Regions from separate parts of the Homo sapiens genome. Here region 2 is linked to region 1. Evidence: chromatin loops called from intact Hi-C (ENCODE). Cell type or tissue: GM12878. All regions are shown on one strand. Each heading gives the region's core, and the rest is flanking DNA. Links, peaks and the distances in the headings are about the cores only.

Region 1 (5,325 bases), core at 605-4,604:
TGCTCTGAAATGCTAAAAAAGAATGAAGAGTAAAATGTGGAGCTAGGGCCATGGTATACTCCTGTAATCCTAGCTAGTGGGGAGGCTGACGCAGGAGGATCACTTGAGCCCAGGAGTTCGTGGCCAGCCTGAGCAACACAGTGAGACTCCCTTGTCTAAAAAAAAAAAAAAAAATGAATAATATGTGGGTAAGTATAAATGAACATTAACTGAATAAAAATAATGATCCTACTGTCTTGTTCTAAGGTGGGTAATACAAGACCTTGACATCAATACTGTATGCTTGTTTACACAAAAACAAATACTGCATGATCTCACTTAGATGTGCAATCTAAAAAAGTCAATCTCATAAAAGCAGAAAGAGTGGTGGTTGCCAACAGCTGGGGGAAGAGATGGGCAGATGTTGGTTAAAGAGTACAAAGTTCCAGTTAGACAGGATGAATAAGTTCTGGAGACTGATTGTACAGCATGGTGGTTATAGTTAATAATACTGTATTGTACCCTAAAAAATTGCTCAGAGAGTAGATCTAAAATGTTCTCACCACCAAAAAAGTATATGAGGTGATGAATATGTTAATTAGATTGATTTAATCATTTCACAATGTATACATATGTCAAAACATCACATAGTACACTGTCAATATGTACAATTTATTTGTCAATTATACCTTAGGAGAGCTGAAAAAAAGAAAAAGATGCCGTATATCTTTCTAACCAGCTTTATACTTCAATGGAATTTTGAAAAATAAGCTGTGATAGTAAATTATATTGTTAACAGAAACACATACAAATACTCATGTTGGAATCTATCTAATAATATGTGGATATTCACACATACATTATATATACTGTAACCTTTGCTATTTTTAAAAGGCATCTTTGCTAATGAGTTCAGCTAACAAAACCATATCCATATTCACTTTTGAAGATATTGAGGTGAAGTGATATTGATCTCACATATATTTCCACACCTACCATAGCACACAAAACACCTATGAATATTCAATGTCTACATAGTCAAGGATTAAGGTCCAAATTCATGTGTGCTTTCCTACCACTCTTCTAAGATAAATACTCCTTTAATATCAGTGAAAATAAAAACATACTGCTGAAAGCATCTGTATTCCTAGGATGCTCCTAAAAATTAGTAGTTGTTAGTTATTGCTAAACTCCACATCTGGGTGTGACCAAAATGTATACAGTATGAGAGGTATATTATAGCATAAGGGGGCATTACATTTCCAAAAGATTTTGAATCAACCTAATGATTTTCAGAAATGTAATGAAAGAGAAAAACAGGTCCTTCTACAGTGCCTAATAAAACTGTGAAAACACAAAGTAGAGAAAAATGTAAGAAAACAGAAAGAGGCTGCTTAATGCCTTTCAAATAGAAACTGAATTGCTGAGGCAGTTCTCACCACCTTATTTATATATCGGGTTGCTCACAAATCATGATGTCACCCACCAGGAAGCAATGCATCAGGAGGAGCATGACAGTGCAACAAGCCCAAAGAAGGAGGGGAGAGAGGTGCAGCAGAATGATAAAAATGTATCAACTCGAAAAATCCAAATGGTTTTACAGATGAATATTATATGAAAGCATTACATGCAAATAAGAAATTAGTTTCAGAAACTGTCTACAGGCCAAACAAACCAACATAAAAGAGGATGCTTATAACAAAGGACTTACATTTGGTGAACCAAAACTGGGTACTCCTTGAATATCAGAGATTGAAGAGATGGCTAACTTCCACCAAAAGGTTTCCTTTCCCTACCATATCTGTGAGACAAGCAACTAGTCTCTTATGTCCCATCTCAAACAACAACAAAAATATGACAACAAACAAAACAAACAAAACCTGGCATATGGTCCTACTTTCCATTTAAATAATACATTTTTTTCTTTAAGACATACTGTCTTAAAGTAAATTTTTGAGATGGCTCCTCAATACAGACTTCTGGTTTTACTTTGGTATGTCAGCATCAATTAGTCTTTAGTTACTTTGTCTTTAAAAAAAATCACATCCGGCCGGGTGCAATGGCTCACGCCTATAATACCAGACTTTGGGAGGCCGAGGCAGGTGGATCATGTGGTCAGCAGTTCAAGACCAGCCTGGCCAAGATGGTGAAACCCCGTCTCTACTAAAAATACAAAAATTAGCCAGGCGTGGTGGTGGGTGCCTGTAATCCCAGCTACTCAGGAGGCTGAGGCAGAGAATTGGAATTGCTTGAACCCGGGAGGCGGAGGTTGCAGTGAGCTGAGGTCGCACCATTGCACTCCAGCCTGGGAGACAGAGCAAGACTCCATCACAAAAAAAAAAAAAAAAAATCACATCCTTCAGAAGAAATGTTAACTACTAAAGTCTAGGGCACATGATCTCTTTTCCTAAGATTATACTTATCTGTGGTTTTAAAAGAGCTAACTCATACATTTCCTTATAAAGATGTTTACCTTGCTCCTCTAGGGTCTTAAAAAAAGAGAGAGGATGAGGGAGAATAGGCTGAAAACTGCACTGCCAACCATTGCCCCTACCCCCACTTCCACCCTTGAGGAGGGAGGTATCTTTTGGAGGTTTCATCTACTGTCAGGGTTACTCAGTTGAAAATAGATACTTTCAACATGCTTTAGCCACAGGAGCTTACAGGATTACTTAAAAGTACAGGCTGCATGTGAATGTACTGTGGGGGAAGGAATGTGGTTACATTTAAAGGTTAATGTAACCATAGTTCATCTCTATAGCTCAATCTCGATTTCCCCTCAAAACATGATCAGATAGCCCTTAGAACAAAGCTGTATTGACTATTTGAGTGAAGAAAAAAGAGATGCAAAGAACGGTATAACAAGACCTAACAACATAATGGATTCTGGTGATGCTGGATAGAGAGCTCTGACTCAGAACCAGTTGCCTCAAACAAGTTAAGCATCTTTTTAAAACACTGGGGAAGACACAGGGGAGGTAGTTTCATATACCATGCTGAAGTTCAGTAGAATGAGGTCGGTTAAGCACTCTGTCCTGAGACATACACTTTTCATTTTCAATTGTTTTCAAATAGAAAGAGAGAAATCCCCTTTTCAAGTTGGATTGTTTAAATGCACCTACAGCTACTCCTGTCTAGCAAAGGCTAGGCAAGCTCTCCCTACTGATGCATTTCAAAAAAGGTTCAATTGGCAAAAGAAAGCAAGTGCAAAGGGTTTTTGACAAAAGAGGACTAGAGGGAACACATTTTCCTTTCACAGAAATACTGTTCTAGAAAATCAGACAAGGTAGTGACTCAACCAAGAATGTGTAGATATTGGTGAGATCAACAGGAAATTTGGAAAACTTCTTCAACTTCAAACACTCAACTGCGTAAAATTATTAGCTAAAAAATTGGGGTAGGGATTACATTATAAAAATATGGGACTAAAGAGACAAACAAAACAAGACACTATGATTTACAGATTACAACACAGCCTAAACCAGCATACTCTGAGAATGTGGTTATCTTATACCACAGAACCACACGGATGTAAAAGGAACCTCCTGGACCCTGTCCAATCCTCAGCAGGGCTATGCCTGAGTCTTCCTAGACCTATATGCATCCATCCTATTTAATGATGCCCCAAATAATTCCTACGCAACTTTCTCCAGGGCTCAGCAAATAGAAAAGGCTAAATCAAATACAGGAGCTCTGAAATATCTAGTCTGACAAAAAGAATTTTTTTTTTTAAAGTACATTTAAAGTAGATTCCAGTGCTGGTTCAAACAAATAAAAGTATTATGCCATCCATAGTTAATTGCACATTTAAAAGGATAATTATTTTTTGATTTTCAAATGAATCATACCATCATCTTCTAAGCTGTTACGAAATAGCATATGAAACCTACTGTTGATATATATGACAAGCAGGTATTCTAAGTTTAGGTTTTAATGTCTTCCTAATACCATTGTGACAAAGGTATAATTGCTTTCTTAAACGATGTCTTCTTTTCCATTTTATCCCACTAACAAGTTAAGATACTATATACTTTATAGGTTGTTCATGTGTGAGGGGTGTAACAGAGGACTGAGGATTGACTATTTATAAAAAAAGAAATATAGATGATTTTAAGAGATTATATATGATATGTGAAAAATATTATATGCTACATACGGTCCTGTGTGAGTATATACATACACCTATGGGACTACATGAAGCAACAACCATTATTTCTTACAGAACAGACACACATAAGAGAGGGAGAAAGGCTGATAGTTAATAACCCCTGAAATAGGTTAATAGTGCTAAGTTATCAGTCAATCATACTTTGATTAGGATATGTCACCACAGATCAGCACACTGTAGGCACTGAATAAATACTTGTGGAATTAAATTAACAATCACTGAAAGGTTTTTGTCCATAATCCTTTTGCACATTCAGTGTAACAACGGAATTTATTTATTTATTTTTTTTAGACAGAGTCTCACTCTGTCGCCCAGACTGGAGTACCCGGGTTCAAGCAATTCTCCTGCCTCAGCCTCTCGAGTAGCTGGGATTACAGGCATCCGCCACCATACCCAGCTAATTTTTGTAGTTTTAGTAGAGACGGGGTTTCACCATGTTGGCCAGGCTGGTCTCGAACTCCTGACCTCAGATGATCTGCCCGCCTCAGCCTCCCAAAGTGCCGGGATTACAGGTGTGAGCCACTGCGCCCGGCCAAGTGTAACAGTAGATTTTGTCCTGATTCTAAAGCAGCCCAGGGGCTCGGGAATTCAATGTGGGTGGACCAAATATAATTTAAAAAAAAGTCATTAGAGACTCAGTTGGGTTCAGTGCAGTTTGTTGGTTCTGTGAATCTGTTAGGTGTAATTACTGACATGAATCTAAGTGCATTTGACTGAGAACAGAGCAAAATTAATTGCAATGTTGCTGTATAACAGCTGTTATTCATTTGACACTTTTCTGTAATAAGAATTAGAATATTAAAATATGGAACAAAGCATGTTTTTAATAAATGATTAGGCCACCTACAATGTGTTTTGGTAATTTCTTATATAGTCAGTTTTATTGTTTTCACTTACCTGCTCTAATATTTTCATAGATTTCTGCCTAGTAAAGTTGCATAAATCATATATAGCAACAAGCATATATTGTAGAGAAAAGCCAAATTTGTAACTGCCAGTGTTACTCATCTTCTACATACAAATTGATGAAATCTTGTTAAATGTTCAGCACACTGAAGACAGCTCTTACAGTTTTTGCAAATCTGAGTTTCTGCATTTAGAATGTAAGAACTCTTAATGAGATCTAAAGTATATTACCTATCTTGTTTCACATATTTATTTTTGTCTCTCATTTAAAA
Region 2 (5,325 bases), core at 635-4,634, 290 kb before region 1:
GTGCTTGTTTGTTGTTATGGTCTCTGTCATTCATATTTGAGACTTTCCTCATTTGTCTGGTCATCCTTGGCTGTCTGCTCATATTGAAGAATGAGAAACTGAAAAGCCAATTATAAGCTCTGAGCTTGTATGTTTCCTTGTAGGGTACTCTGGTTGAGTCATTTCTTTGGGGAATAACTGATTTCAGTATTTTTAGGTCTTTCCTGTTATGTGAGTTAGATTCACCAAAGAAAGCACTTCAGATTTCTTGCCTAGATGATGGTGTTCTGAGACAGGAGTTGGGAGAGACGGCTGGGGATCTCAAGATTCAACTAACACTCCTGTTTTCATTACAGTACCCAGTGTACATTTTGACTTAATACTTCTGTTTTCAGTATAGTACCCAACCCTCCACTGTGACTGGCATTCCCTTCCCAGAACCTCTATTTTACCTTCTGCAGAAAATAAATTCACAATCTTCTGTCAAGGTGTAGGAAGGCTGGTTCTCCAATGCATTCAGAAGAAGAGGATATTTGTTAGATCTAATTGTTTTTCAGTTTGTCTGTGTTGAGACAGAGTCTCACTCTGTTGCCCAGACTGGAGTGCAGTGGCACGATCACGGCTCACTGCAGCCTTGACCTCCCAAGCTCAGGTGATCATCCCACCTCAGCCTCCTGAGTAGTTGGAACTACAGGCATGCGCTACCACGTCCAGCTGATTTTTTTTTATTATTATTTGTAGAGATGGGGTTTCACCATGTTGCCCAGGCTGTTAATTGTTTCTTAATATAAAATTTGCCAATGTAAATTGTTTCTCTTTTCCCATTGCCAGTTTAGGATTAGGCCTTTTTTTTATTTTATTTTAAAATCACGTATTACTTGGCCATAAGCTTTCCAGCTCCCAAAATTTTATTAATATTACCTGCTCACCTCTCATATTTACTTTCCATTGGAGGCTTATGCCTTTTATGGTATCCCTTTATTTTAATTTTTGTAATGTTGTAGGAGAAATCAGAGGCTAATTTTTTCATTAAATCTGCCATCTTGAATTGGCAATCTTACCTGTCATTCTTTTGTGTCTTTTGGAAACATCATTTATTTTTCTTGTGCAAATAGTTTATGAAACCCTTTCTTTCCTGCATGCCTAACCCATTTTCTTCTTTTGTGAAAACTGCCTGTGAATTTTAAGCTGACATGATAACATCTACCTTCTCATTCTTATAGTGGTGGTGGACAATGAGGAAGTAATTCCTGGGTAAGAAAAAGTGTCGAAACCCCCTGTGTACATAAATGATATTATAGAAAACTAAAGTGTTTCTCAATTTGCATTCTTTCCCTATATAAAAATAATGTTTTAGATTGGGAGGAGGAAGCAACAACAGATGCTAAAGTTGCTCACTTTCCTGTGGTCTGACTGTCAGAACCCAAAAGACAGAGAACTCCGGCAACAAAGCCTGGACAACACTTGTCATCTTGCTAAATGACTCGTTCTGAAAGTAATGGACATACTTTCATTATCTTCATAATATCATCTCTTGCAGAAGTACCTTTGAAGAACAGATAAATGTCTTGGTGCCAAAAGACAATGCTTTGGGATAAATTATCTGTGTTCAGAACAATACCAAAACAGACGTACATCACATCATCATGCTAATTATTTCACTATGGCACAGTGGGAAATGACCTTTGTAACAAATGCCACATCAGGTAAATGGGTCATTTTACTTAAATTGCCTATATGAGATAAGACACATAAAATGGCACGATAAAAGTACAGATAAGTCAAGGCTCCAGAAAGATTTGATTCTCCCCAAACAATTTCACATAGCCAAATACAGAGTCCTGAATGTGCTACTATATGTTGCATCAAAGACTGTGACTCTTCTGATTCACTTTCGGGTGATCTTTATAACATCTGCTCTTTCATGGAAAGCTATAGCGAAAATACAGTGCATGTGGGTTTGCAGCATGAAGAAGGTGTTGCCAGAGGGCTTGTGAATAACTGACAGGATATCTTTGGTTGAGTTCTGTTGTAACAATAGGCAGCACCTAGCACAGAGCCTGGTGAGTAGTAATTGCTCAAGAAATAGCTGAATGGTGGATGGCAATGATGATGATGATGATGATGATATGATGATATTAATCTCACATAATCCAAACGTAAGAGTTGGACATATTATGGTATAATCAATACAAATTTTTCTACCAATGTATTTCTAATTCAGAATATTCTGTTTTAAGCATGGAATATTGGCCTTTTAAAAACCCAGTTTTGGAAAGATCTTTCTGGCCACTCTCTCAACTACATAGCTAGAAGTGATATGCGAAGCAAATCAGAGACCTTTTTGTGCAAATCAAGGAACTTGTAGTTTTAGTCAAAGCAATTAAATGGTCTATTAGAGAGATTACTGCCTTATTTTATCAATTCTAACTAATATATATTTTGCACATTTTAAGGCATCTCCAGTTGGGATTTTTCATATAATGAATGAGTACATTTCTCCCTACTTTTCACACCATAAAGAAAGTGTTAGTAAATCCATGGTGTTCCCTTCAATACACTTTATTGATGAAATATGGCAAATAACATCATGGAGAACACAAACTATTGGTCTAAATAGCAAGGTGCTTTTCTTAACTTATTCCCTGGTTAGGTTTAGAGAAAAGAAGAAGGGCTTCTGTAAACTGAAAAGTCAAAAAGAACTTATCTCAGACCAGTTAGGCAAGTTGAATTGGCTACCTACAAAAAGACAAAAGAGTAGGCCCCTCACTGAGAGATAAGTACCCTGGTCATTTTGATATCCAGTGTAAGTTACAGGAGGTTGAGGCCCAGCCTACAGGGTGGCTTTTTGACTACAACGTATAATTCAAAGTGATATCACAAAATTAAAGATTAGTAAAACTGATACCAAATTGTACATAAGCATACATTTCTTTACAAAGACAAAACTGAAACAAAGCAAAATCTTAAAATCTATAAGCAAATTATCTCCTTATACATTTAACCAAAGCTTTTTCGTTGTAATAACTTTTTAAAAATAGAATATGGGAATAGTGTGCTAATCCTCTTTCTAAGACACCTGTTTATACTGTATGCTAATTGCCTGGACGACATGGCTGTGCCATACTACAACCACCTGGTGGCAGCATACCTAATTTGAGGATGTGCAAGTTTTTTTCCTTTTCATTTTAACATTGTGAATATTCCCTTGAAGGTCAAAACAGCAAACTAGAAATATGAAGGACAGAAAATATCACAATACTTATTCAGGTACTTAGAGCTCATCTGTGGGCGTCTATTAGTCCACCTCCCTACGGAAATGGACTATCATGATCCCTTTCTGCCATTTACTCTTACATTTATTTTCTTGGTTGCTAATTTGAGATAAATTGGCCTTGGCATGTGTATTCAATCTTTTTTTCCTCAAGTGCTGTACAGATTGCCAAGTGTTAAGAGATGAGCTTGTGGGTTTCTGTGTATGGCTCATGAATGCTTTGATTAACTTGTTAATGAGACAGGTGGAATCTCATTACAGAAAGTTTGTCCTGATGAAAAAATGTTAAGTATATGATAATGAGGTTGCACAAACAGGACTTGTCCTGGGCAAAATTATAAGATATGTGAAGATTCTCTTCCATGCCCTGCCTTCTTTCCCCTTCCCTCATATCTACTTTAGCAGCCTTCTCTCCAAGGACCTGTTCTGGTTCTCTCCTTCCTGTCCAGGATATAGCTTCCCACCCACACCTTTTGCAGAGCCTGCCCAGAGCTTCTCTCACAACATCTCCCTAGTCCCACAATCAAATTGAAATTAATCTGTCCTATACCTTTTCTCAAGCTCTTCGAGGTTCTTAATGCAGGAGTTTTTAAACTTGATTTCCATGGCAATGCATGTTTCTGATGATATTACATCTATGACCCAGCTCCTATAACATGCCAGCATTTATGCAATGCCTTGTGCACAATCTGTAATTTTTGTCCACTCAAGAAATCATATTGGCCAGGCATGGTGGCTCATGCCTGTAATCCCAGCACTTTGAGAGGCTGAGGTGGGAGGGTCATTTGAGGCCAGGAGTTCAAGACCAAGCTAGACAATGTAGGGAGACCCCATCTCTACAAAAAATAAAAACTAAGCTGGGCATGGTGGTGCACGCCTGTAGTCTCAGCTACTCAGGAGGCTGAGGTGGGAGAATTGCCTGAGCCCAGGAGTTGAGGCTGCAGTGAGCTGTGACTGTGCACTCCAGCCTGGGTGTCTCTGGAACAAAAAGAAAAAGCATAGGACTAGAAACTAGAAATGGTGGTATTATAGGACTATCCTTGAGTCTGCTGTAATTTTATATTCTTTTTGAAGTAGGTCTTTTAAACTTCAGAATGTTTGACTCCATCATATGGCTTGTGATATCGCACAACTGACTGTGACACACCAATATGTCAAGACACTTGAGTCCACTATTCTGGTCATGGTCTGACATATGTAATATGTCAACCAGTGCATCTGAGGATAAAACATTTGATTAAAAATAAAATGTTGAGCTGACTTCATTTTCTCCTCCAAAATAACTATGGGAACATGAGAAAGAAGAGAGTCACATTTTGATAGATTATTGAGAGAGATGTTTGGATCTGATAGGGCCTTTAACAAGCTTTTAAAAAGTATCAGGTGGTCAGTTTCTTATTCTATCTATGCACGGCATCAATTCTTTGTATGTTCCCCAATCTTGGTCTAGTAGACACCTATTGGATTAATTCCTCAGCACGCCTTTTCTGAGCCTTGACCCCTCTTTAGAGCTACACGATTACAGTGAAGCTGTCATAGTCACATACTGCCACTCCAGCCCTTAGCCACATTTGTTGTGAAACCATGGGTCAGCTGAACCCATTTGGATATGGAGATAGCAAAGAAAATAGTTTCTCTCTAGTGGCTATGCAAGTACATGGAATCCTAAGCACTAAATTTGCCGTGTTTTTTATGACGTGGATAAAAGAAGCAGCGAAAGCTGGACTGCAGAGAACAATAAAGAAATCTCAAATGACATCTGAGTTCTCATTCCAGGTTGTTCTCGAGGCCCAGAAACGTTTCTGTCCTTGGGCTTTCTGAGATACTCTTCTATTCTTATTATGATCCCTCCTTTTTTTTCCTAAGCTACATTGAGTTACTATTCCATTACTTTCAAACAAAGAATTCCTAAGTGAAGTATCTAGTAACATAAAATGCATTTATAGTCTCTTTCTTAAAGGGAAGGGTCTTTTGGGGTGTTATTTTGAGAATGTAATAAGTTTATTTTATTACTCTTTCCATTTTCTTTTATTTGACCAAAAAGGGGAGAATAAAATGTGTATTACTTATCT

The links. Hi-C counts contacts between places; a loop is a spot of excess contacts. Peaks named below come from ENCODE experiments on the same cell type or tissue, not always from the same donor. Only the 100,000 strongest peaks of a DNase experiment are listed, where the experiment ranks them.
Region 2: a loop joins it to region 1, with 3 times the contacts of the local background. A loop is called at or near these places in 1 of 110 quality-filtered maps.

Annotation. Positions count from the first base shown.
Region 1 is chrX:97,395,746-97,401,070 of GRCh38, reverse strand. All of the region lies in intron 25 of DIAPH2 (diaphanous related formin 2), which reads right to left. Among named protein-coding and RNA genes, the nearest start is that of DIAPH2-AS1, 170 kb to the left of the region's middle. RefSeq lists an enhancer at 2,541-2,630. In GM12878, for the core only: no CTCF peak of the experiment used is centred there; DNase peaks (open chromatin) are centred at 1,490 and 2,810; H3K27ac peaks cover 2,227 bases.
Region 2 is chrX:97,683,743-97,689,067 of GRCh38, reverse strand. No RefSeq gene overlaps it. Among named protein-coding and RNA genes, the nearest start is that of DIAPH2-AS1, 120 kb to the right of the region's middle. In GM12878, for the core only: a CTCF peak has its summit at 3,116; a DNase peak (open chromatin) is centred at 3,109.